2 separate regions of the Homo sapiens genome follow, and region 1 is linked to region 2. A link is an interaction called in ENCODE POLR2A ChIA-PET data of the cell type or tissue named here. Cell type or tissue: PC-3. All regions are shown on one strand. Each heading gives the region's core, and the rest is flanking DNA. Links, peaks and the distances in the headings are about the cores only. Region 1 has its middle 130 kb from the start of RGS6. Region 2 has its middle 190 kb from the start of SIPA1L1.

Region 1 (5,380 bases), core at 237-5,236, 670 kb before region 2:
TTCTGTTCCCTTTCTCCTTCCTTTTACTCCTCCTCCTCTTCTCTTTCTCTTCTTTATCTCTCTCTCTCCACCTGCCCCCACCCCCATACATACACAGAATTTTCCATACATCTGTTTTGCCCAGAGACACATAGGTATGTTTCCTTGTAGGTTAATTTAGGAGGAAACTCACCCCAATTTTGGCTGGTAGAGCACCTAACCTGAACTGAATCAGAAACCGCTTCACATGCCACATTTCCTTTTCCTTCCATAGCCAATTTACCCCTCTGCTCCCCCCACCCACCACACACCACTTACAGTCAGCAAAGGAAACCCTCCATTACCATCCTATGGAAACCCAAGGAGCCAGAGTTTGCAACATAACAGGAACATGAGGTTAGGATTTCTTTATTCCATAAGAAGGAATGAAGATCTCTAAGAGGGGCATAGGACTCCCAGGGAGGGAAGGCTGTGGGATGGGATGGGGGATGGAAAATCGAAGGAAAGGAGTAAAGCTGGGAGGAGTGAGGACTCTGGACGCCTAAAGAACAAGACCATGCTCACCCTCAAACAGTAGAAGGAAATGAGTTAACTAAAAAAAGTGATTCCTAGACCTCCGAATCTGACTCTGTAGTTCTTTAGGATGTTTATTTGAACCTTCAGAGAGGGAAGGGCTTAACCATCCATCTAAGACCAACACACGTTCTGGCAAGGAAGGAGGGATGACATGGTCCTTGGAGGCAGGCTGTGGTCATTTTCTGAGCCCCTGTGGTGTGTCAGCCCTTCACTTGTGCATCACAAGGTCCTCAAATAACTCCCCAGTCTGGGTCCCCAAGGCTGGTTCCCACACCTGTAGCAATTCCCCTGGGGCAAATCCCCCTGTGGCAATTCCCCTGGGGCCTTGCCTCAGTGGTTACAAGTACGTTGCTACAGGAAGAGACACCTGTGGAAAGAATGGGGAACAAATCACGGAAGCCTTCACCGTCCCCAGATACAGCCTTCCTCACAACAATCCTGTTGGTTGGAAATGCTTTTCTGTTTCCAAGAAGCATGACCTCTTCATGACAGTGGACAAAATGAGTTACTGTTTTCAAAGCATGTTTACAATTCTTTTTTTGACATTCACAACAATCATGTAAAGTAAGTCTCATTTGTTGTTCTATGGTAGATCTGTAGTTGGAAGGGCTAAGGTTCTGAAGGTGGGATCGGATTGAGACCTCTGGCCTTTGGCTCCAAATGCTGTACTCTTATCACTCTAGACCGCCCTTTTTGAGATGGAGTCTCACTCTTGTCGCCTAGGCTGGAGTGCAGTGGCGTGATCTTGGCTCAGTGCAACAACCGCCTCCCGAGTTCAAGTGATTCTCCTGCCTTAGCCTCCCAAGTAGCTGGGACTACAGGCACGCGCCACCATGCGTGGCTAATTTTTTTTGTATTTTTAGTAGAGACGGGATTTCACCATGTTGGTCAGTCTGGTCTTGAACTCCCGACCTTGAATGATCTGCCCACCTTGGCCTCCCAAAGTGCTGGGATTACAGGCGGGAGCCACTGTGCCTGGCCTAGACTCCCATTCTTGAAATATGGCAGACACTAGGCCTCTGCCAAACCTATTAGGTTGGTTACTTTTGCACTAATTTACTATCTCTGACACTATTTCTCCTTTTTCCGCTCCCCCTGTTCAGAAAACACCCCTAATGCATTTTCTGATATGCAGCAGAAAAGACATTGCAGTGGTTTTCAGGAGGGGCAGGTAGAACATCGATGAAAAATTCAGTGAGCTTTTAGCAAACAAAACTCTTGCAATCTAACAGTATTTGGCCACTTACCTAATCTTTTGCATATGGAAAAGAACTAAAGTGTGATGTTTGCCAACTGAGTAACAACAGAATTCTTTGTTGTAATTTTTACCATGGTTCCCAGAATTATTCATCACCCTATGAAGAGAATGCAAATGGGTACAAATAAATTTTCTTTGCTTCTCTTTCATTGAACTATGTTTTGTTCACTGAAAATGCCCTGGATGAAAACATAATTGAGGCACACTCTCAGGAACTGTTTCTCATGCTGGTTTGCAGAGGTTTCCTTCACTAACTAAAACAGTCATTCTACTTCATTAAAGTATTTATGGGAAGCCTCATGTCTTTTTCAATGTCATCCCAGTTTAAAGATTAAGGGAGGTTTGGGTCTCTGAAAAAATACAGGGAAGAATAGCATGGGCAAGGGTAGGGAGAGAAGGAAAGGAAAGAAGAAAAATACCAAACCAAAAACTGTAAATGCATCTGTTTACTCTGCTTAGCTTACATTGCAGCTATACAGAAACAGCACTCTAGTTTTCTCTTGGGTTCATTTTATAATGGAAAATGGGCTCAAACCAGCCATGAAATCTGACATAGGGGATTAGAGCTGGAAGAGACTCTAGAGATAATTTACTCAGTCCCATCCAGTCTCATTTTCCAGATAAGGAAGCTGAGGCTCAGTTAGGTCAAGGAGCTTGCCCAAGGTCACACAGCAAGTTGGCAGAGCAGCCATGGCTGGTATCCAATCCCTGGGGAGGCTCAAAGGCACAGTGGATACCAGCTTCCCCTAGGAGTCAGTGCTGGCCAGTCAGTCCTCCAAGAGCCAAAGCCCAACTTTAGTTTACTTGAAAGCCAAGAAACAAGGAAGTAGGCCAGGACACACCCTACTTCAACCCCTACTTTTGTGGGGTTTGCACCAAGAAGAATTTTCAAGCTGTCATACTCCTGATGTCATGTGCCTTCCTAAGAGTTTTGCCCTTAGGCTGCTGCCTGGGCTCCTCTCTGGATCACGAGCCAGGCCTTGTCTATTGCAAATATTTACAATCTCCATCCCTCCATTTCCCATCTCCTCTCTCCACACTTCCTCACACATGTAACACATGCTTGTCCGAGTTAACCACATAATCTAGAAGGAATGCATGTTTACTCTGCTTAACTTACATTACAGCTATACAAGTGGCACAGGATATGCCTAAATTAAACTAAAAGTAACCATCATGAACATCTGAAATCTAACTTCTGGCTATGTCACAACCACTTGATACTTCTTGCCCTGAGACTTTGCTTAATATCATAGGAATGTCAAATAAACGGAGCATGGTGGCTCGCGCCTGTACAAAAATTAGCCAGGCATACTGATGTGTGCCTGTAGTCCTAGCCACTCAGGAGGCTGAGGTGGGAGGATCACTTGAGCCCAGGAGGCAGAGGTTGCATTGAGCTAAGATCGTGCCACTGCAATCCAGCCTGGTTAACCCAGCGAGACTCAGTCTCAAAAAAAAGTCAGATAAATGCACATCTATTGCAGATCTCGTTAAAGTGGGATGGTAAAGTGCCAAAGAATCTTCTTATAAAGGTACCAGGATGTTACAATGGCACTCGGTCTAAGTTGTGGATCAGCCCCAGCACATGACAAGCAAGTACTCACTTCAAAGGACCTGCTCAGGAGTTGGTTAAAAACTAGTTTTGCACTGGGCGTGGTGGCTCATGCCTGTAATCCCAGCACTTAGGGAGGCTGAAGTAGGCAGATCATGAGGTCAGGAGTTTGAGACCAGCCTGACCAACATGGTGAAATCCTGTCTCTACTAAAACTACAAAAATTAGCCAGGCGTGGTGGCATGTGCCTGTAATCCCAGCTACTCAGGAGGCTGAGGCAGGAGAATTGCTTGAACCCGGGAGGCGGAAGTTGCAGTGAGCCGAGATCGCGCCACTGCACTCCAGTCTGGGCGACAGAGTGAGACTCCATCTCAAAACAAAACAAAACAAAAAAACAACTAGTTTTGTACTTATGGAATGCAGCTAAGCAGTGCTTAAAGAGAATTTCATAGCTATAAATGCATTTAAAAGGAAGAAAGAATAAAGGAAATATACATGAGTCCTACTGATAAAAATATTTAATAAATTAATAAATGACATATCTCGCCAGAAAAATTACAAATAAATTATGTAGATACTCCACCCTAAAGGAGGGGGCATCACTCCATACTACTTAAGTGTGGACTGCACACAGTGACTTCCTCCCAAAACGTACAGTATGGAAAGAGGATTAAAGAAAAAAATAGAGTAACTCTACAGTGGAGAAATCTGACAAACACTACCTCAGCCAGATGATCAAGGTCAACATCTATAGTCATAAATCATGCTGATAGTGTGTACCCGTAATGTGATATGATAAAAATGACACTTTACCTCTGTGAATTTTCTCCTAAAAACCTACAGCACCATTGTAATACTGAGAAAAACATCAGGCAAGTTTCAACAGAGGGACGTCTTACAATATACCTGATCAGTATTCCTCAAAACTGCTGAGGTCATTAGAAACAAGGAAATTCGGCCGGGCGTGGTGGCTCACGCCTGTAATTCCAGCACTTTGGAAGGCCGGTGGGTAGATTATGAGGTCAGGAGATCGAGACCATCCTGGCTAACATGGTGAAACCCTGTCTCTACTAAAAATACAAAAAATTAGCCGGGCGTGGTGGCAGGCACCTGTAGTCTCAGCTACTTGGGAGGCTGAGGCAGGAGAATGGTGTGAACCTGGGAGGCAGAACTTGCAGTGAGCCGAGATCACACCACTGCACTCCAGCCTGGGCGACAGAGTGAGACTACATCTCAAAAAAAAAAAAAAAAAAAAAAAAAAACAAGGAAAGTCTGAGAAACTGTCACAGTCAAGAGGGGTCTAAGGAGATATGGCAAATACAGTGGGCCCTTGAACAACACAGGGGTTGGGGGCTCTGGCTTCCGCCACCCCCCGTGCATTCAAAATTCCACGTATAACTCTTGACTCCCTGAAGACTTAACTACTAGTAGCCTACTGTCGATCAGAAGCTTTACCTATAACATAAACAGCCAATTAACACATACTTTGTAGGTTCTATGTGTTATACACTGTATTCTTACAATAAAGTAAGCTAGAGGAAAGAAATTATTAAGAAAACCATAAGGAAGAGAAACTGTATTTACTATTCATTAAGTATAAATAGAGTGTCCTAAAGATCTTCATCCTCGTCGTCTTCACGTTGAGTAGGCTGAGGAGGAGGAAGAAGAGGAGAGGTTAGTCTTGCTATCTCAGGGGTGGCAGAGGTGGAAGAGGTGGAGGAGGTAGATGGGGAGGCAGGAGAAGCAGGCACACGCACTGTAACTTTACAGAAATACATCATAATTTCTGTCTTTTTGCATTTTCATTTCTCTAAAAACATTTCTATACTACACCAGTCTTCCTTCCACCATTTGCTTTAGTTTTGGTGCCTGTCTCATGGAAGAGTCCGTGTTGTAAAAGAAGTCAAAAGCAGTCCTGAATAATCAGAATCCTGCCACCAGATTGTGTAAAATCAACTTGTTTTGTCTTCTTTCTTTTCTTTTGAGACGATTTCTCACTCTGTGGCCCAGGCTGG
Region 2 (5,380 bases), core at 286-5,285:
GACACTCAGCCACATGTCTGAGGGGGCCTAGTAGGAATCCATCCTGAGATTGAAGTGGTACAGAGGGCCTACGCAGACTGTATGAGCAGGTGGTGCAGACCCTCCCGTGTCATTCACTACTGTCACAGAAGAACTTTTCCTCAGCTCACGCAGATGGCCGATGGGGTGAGGGGTGAATCCCTTACAACCAACTGATGGAGGAGGAAAAAAGCCAAGTTTGGCTCAAGATGGGTTGGTTCAATACGTATCTGCAAACCATTAACGGACTACTGCAGCCATACAGCCCCGTGCTGGTGGTCCTTTAAGACAGTAATGAGGGAAATCATTGCAAGGCAAACATCAGGCTATGAGGTCATCCACGTTATGTGGAAAGAGAGCAGAGGCCAGAAAAAAACATGGAGTCACGGGAATAGCAAATGGCTTGGCTAGTTGGTCAGGGGCCTAGGAGAAAGAAAAGACTGGGGACAGGGGTAGAGGCACATGGACGGATCTCTAGGAGTGGGCATGGAATGTAAAGATTTTTGAGTGCAAGTTAACGCTCACCAGAGAGCATCTGCTGTGGAGGAGGCACTCAAAAACCAAGTAGTCCAAATCATTGGTAGTAGTCCAACCAAGTAGTAGTCTAGTTGACATCAGCCATCTTCTTCAATGGCCACTCCTGTGCTGGCAAAATTGGGTGCATGAGAGGAATAGCTATGGTGGCAGCATGGAAAACGTGTAAAAAGATTCCATTCACCAAGAGTGATCTAGCTACTTACTGATGCTGCCAAATATTTAACTTGAGTGCAACAGAAAGCAATGCTGAGCCCCAATACAATACCCATCCTTTAAGGAGGGCAGCCATCCCTCTGATGGCTGGTTGTTCATGCTGAGCCCCTTCCACTCTAGATGGGAGCAGTTGTTTATCTTGACTAGAATTGACACATGTTCTAGGTATGGGTTTTGCCTTTTCTGCTTGCATAGCTTCAGCCAACAGTATCATCAAGGATTTATAATGTGTCTGATTCACCAAATACATGACCATGGGACCCACTGATCCTATCACATACTGTAGAAGCTGGTGACTTGATAGTACAATTGGATGGTCCTTTAAAAGTACAGCTGAGATGCCAGTTTGTAAATAATATTCTTTGAGGATGGGGTAGCATCCCTTAGGATGTGGGGTACACCCTAAATCAATGACTGTTATTTTGGTTATGTGGCCCCAATGGGTGGAATTCATGAAACTGAGAACCAATAAGTAGAAGCAGAAGTGGCCCCACTTACCATCTTTACCCGTGACTCACTTGGAGAATTTGCTCTTCTTACTCTTGCAACTTTAGACTCTGTGGGTCTAAAGATCCTGGTTTCCACAAGGGAAAAACTTCCATCAGGAGAGACAGCAAGAGTCCCATTCAACTTTAAGCTATTGCTGTTGTAACCGGACCCCGGTTCAGCGGCTCACTGCTAGAAAGCCAGACATGAGAGGTGAGAGTTGGTGGAAGGAAAAGTTGGCTTTAATCAAGTGCTAGCAGGCTTGTGGAGCTGGTTTTTACAACTGGGTTATTTTCCCTTCCACCACCCTCACTTCTCATGTTTGGCTTTCAAGTGGTGAGCAGCCATACCTGGGTCTGGTTACAAACATGGCACCCCATTAGATGCGAACTGACCCCCAGCCCCTGCTCTGCTAGCCATAACTACAGCTTTAATTAGACAAGAGACTGATTTTAGTAACTTTCTCCTGATAAGAGATCATGACTATGCACTAGTTCTGGCCTGTTTAGAGAAATTGTGCACTTGTATGCCTTTGTGTCCTGAAAATAATTTTTTTTTTTTTGAGACGGAATCTTGCTCTGTCACCCAGGCTGGAGTGCAGTGCACAATCTCGGCTCACTGCAACCTCCGCCTCCTGGGTTCACGCCATTCTCCTGCCTCAGCCTCCCAAGTAGCTGGGACTACAGGCACCCGCCACCAGGCCCAGCTAATTTTTTTGTATTTTTTAGTAGAGACGGGGTTTCACCGTGTTAGCCAGGATGGTCTCGATCTCCTGACCTCGTGATCCGCCCGCCTCAGCCTCCCAAAGTGCTGGGATTACAGGCGTGAGCCACTGCACCCAGCTGAAAAGAACTTTTGACGTATAGGGCCTAATTGTAATAGATTTAAATGTTAAGTCTCCACCCCAAATGGAACATGGGTCATGTTCATGTTACATGCATATTTGTTTGATACACGTCATGAATTCGCCTTGATTTATATTAGTAGCTCCTCCTATAACCTGTCACATATATATGTTTAGCTAACCTGTCATCCCCACAGAAGCTCTGGGTACAATTGACAGCGGGGAATGTGCACTATAATTAAGACTGAATGCTGTGTGTACATTCCAGATAACTCTGGAAATACATCCTCAACGCTGCAAGACATGCACAAGCAAATTAATGCTACGTCTGATCCCACAATGTCCTTAAATCAATGGCCCTCTTCATGATCTAGAACAGGCCCCTCCTGGTGAAGAAGAAAAAAGGTTGCTCATAATTTTGTTACCGGAAAGGGGTCTTGATCCAGACCCCAAGAGAGGGTTCTTGGACCTTGCACAAGAAAGAATTCAGGGCGAGTCCATAAAGTGAAAGCAAGTTTATGAAGAAAGTAAAGGAATAAAAGAATGGCTACTTCATAGGCAGAGCAGCAGCATGGGCTGCTCAACTGAGTATACTTACAGTTATTTCTTGATTATATGCTAAACAAAGGGTGGATTATTCATAAGTTTTCCGGGAAAGGGGCGGAGACTTTCTGGAACTGAGGATCCCTCCCCTTTTTACACTATATAGGGTAACTTCCAGACGTTGCCATGGCATTTGTAAACTGTCATGGCTGGTGGGAGCGTCTTTTAGCATGCTAATGCATTATAATTAACGTATAATGAGCAGCGAGGACTACTAGAGGTCACTTTCACTGCCGTCTTGGTGGGTGCCGTGGGTTTTAGCTGGCTTCTTTACCACATCCTGTTTTATCGGCAAGGTCTTTATGACCTGTGTCTTGTGCTGACCTCCTATCTCATCCTGTGACTAAGAATGCCTAACTTCCTGGGAATGGAGCCCAGTAGGTCTCAGCCTTATTTTACACAGCCCCTATTCAAGATCGAGTTGCTCTGGTTCAAATACCTCTGACAACTTTAGCCGTGATTATAGAGATAAGTTTATTCTTCTGCTGTGGGCTGTATTGCTGTTACACACCCACTATGATGCTCCAGCAGATCTCTTCTGTAAGCCCAGGGACTCATGAATACTTTGAACTCCAGGAAGACAGGTTCCATTCCATGGCTCCCTAACTATGCTGTTTTTCAGCAGGAACTAGCAAGAATGAATACACCATCCCTATTCCATAGAGATGGAATACAATTTGACAGTGGGGGAGTTTGTAACCAGGAACCTCAGCTTTAGAAAGTGCCCATTTTCTTCTTCCTTCCCTCCCCTCTCACCTCTTCATTCCTTCCCTCTGTAGGCACTCCCCTCTGACAATGCATGCTTATCTAATTATGCTTTTGCTTAAGAAATCCTGGAGGCTAATCTTGAAACAAACCAGGCATGGAGCTTCCATTGTGGAATTCTCCTGCTTAAGGGGAGTCACCAACAGGTGGAGGGCAGGTGGGTTACGACAATGCCAACTAGATATTGAGAAAAGTGATCTAAGAAGGCCCTTCGAACAAGACACACAGATTCTACGCCCTGCGCTCCTCCTGCCTGTCTCCCATACCAGGTTTCCCTTTCAAAGCCCTATGGTAAAATTTAAAATTTAAGTTGGTACTTCAGAAAACTAGTTCATCATCTTCTTGGTTTCATGCGCGTCCATGTGAAGAGACCACTAAACAGGCTTTGTGTGAGCAATAAAGCTTTTAATCACCTGGGTGCAGGCAGGCTGAGTCCAAAAAGAGAGTCAGCGAAAGGAGATAAGGGTGGGGCCGTTTTATAGGATTTGGGTAGATAAAGGAAAATTACAGTCAAAGGGGGTTGTCCTCTGGCGGGCAGAGTGGGGGTCACAAGGTGCTCAGTAGGGGAGCTTTTGGGCCAGGATGAGCCAGGAGAAGGAATTTCACAAGACAATGTCATCAGTTAAGGCAGGAACAGGCCATTTTCACTTCTTTTGTGGTGGAATGTCATCAGTTAAGGCAGGAACTGGCCATCTGGATGTGTACATGCAGGTCACAGGGGATATGATGGCTTAGCTTGGGCTCAGAGGCCTGAGATTCCTGTCTTCTCATATTAATAAGAAAAATAAAACAAAATAGTGGTAAAGTGTTGGGACAGTGAACATTTTGGGGGATGGTATGGAGAGAGAATGGGCGATGTTTCTCAGGGCTGCTTCGAGCGGGATTAGGGGCGGCGTGGGAACTTAGAGTGGGAGAGATTAAGCTGAAGGAAGATTTTGTGGTAAGGGGTGATATTGTGGGACTGTTAGAAGAAACATTTGTCATTTAGAATTATTGGTGATGGCCTGGATACAGTTTTGTATGAATTGAAAAACTAAACGGAATAAGAGAAGGAGAAAAACAGGTATTAAAGGTCTAAGAATTGGGAGGACCTAGGACATCTGATTAGAGAGCGCCTAAGGAGATTCAGCATAGTCGTGCCAGCAAAGATTATTTATTTACTTCAAGACTTAAGAGTGGCAGTTTGGGGATAGCACTAGGAGATACCAGCTGTGATGGCTTAGAGAAACCATGTAAACCGGCAGTGTAAACAAGAGCAGGGCATGTATGAGTAGTTGAGAACGGTGAATAGGAGTATGACTAGAAAGAAGGTAGTAGGGATGACAAGTTTCTTTGGGGCACAGTTTAAGTTGGTCTGGCGTCAAATGAGTCTGGGGCCTAATAAAAAGGAGCGTCTATACAGAAGCTCAAATGGGCTGTACTTTGTAGCATTCTGAGGACAGGTCTGACTTTTGAGAAGGGAAAGTGGTAAAAGTATTGTCCAGTCCTTTTTAAGTTGGTGGCTGAGCTTGGTGAGGTGTGTTTTTAAAAGACTTTTAGTCCGTTCTACTTTTCCTGAAGACAGAGGACTGTAAGGGATATAAAGGTTTCACTGAATACTAAGAGCCTGAAAAGCTGCTTGGCTGATTTGACTAGTAAAGGCTGGGCTGTTATCAGACTGTATAGAGGTGGGAAGGCTAAACTGAGGAATTATGTCTGACAGAAGGGAAGAAATGACTGCGGTGGCCTTCTCAGACCTTGTAGGAAAGGCCTGTACCTATCCAGTGAAAGTGCCTACCTAGACTAAGAGGTATTTTAGTTATCTGACTCAGGGCATGTTGAGTAAAGCTAATTTGCCAGTCCTGGGTGGGGGCAAATCCTTGAGCTTGACGTGTAGGGAAGGGAGGGGGCCTGAATAATCCCTGAGGAGTAGTA

What was found. Peaks named below come from ENCODE experiments on the same cell type or tissue, not always from the same donor. Only the 100,000 strongest peaks of a DNase experiment are listed, where the experiment ranks them.
Region 1: POLR2A ChIA-PET joins it to region 2 with 5 read pairs; 4 of 35 experiments call an interaction of 5 or more read pairs at or near these places.

The regions. Positions count from the first base shown.
Region 1 is chr14:71,796,507-71,801,886 of GRCh38, reverse strand. No RefSeq gene overlaps it. Among named protein-coding and RNA genes, the nearest start is that of RGS6, 130 kb to the left of the region's middle. In PC-3, for the core only: no CTCF peak of the experiment used is centred there; no DNase peak of the experiment used is centred there; H3K27me3 peaks cover 1,016 bases.
Region 2 is chr14:71,128,441-71,133,820 of GRCh38, reverse strand. No RefSeq gene overlaps it. Among named protein-coding and RNA genes, the nearest start is that of SIPA1L1, 190 kb to the left of the region's middle. In PC-3, for the core only: no CTCF peak of the experiment used is centred there; a DNase peak (open chromatin) is centred at 3,020; H3K4me3 peaks cover 1,377 bases; H3K27ac peaks cover 1,712 bases.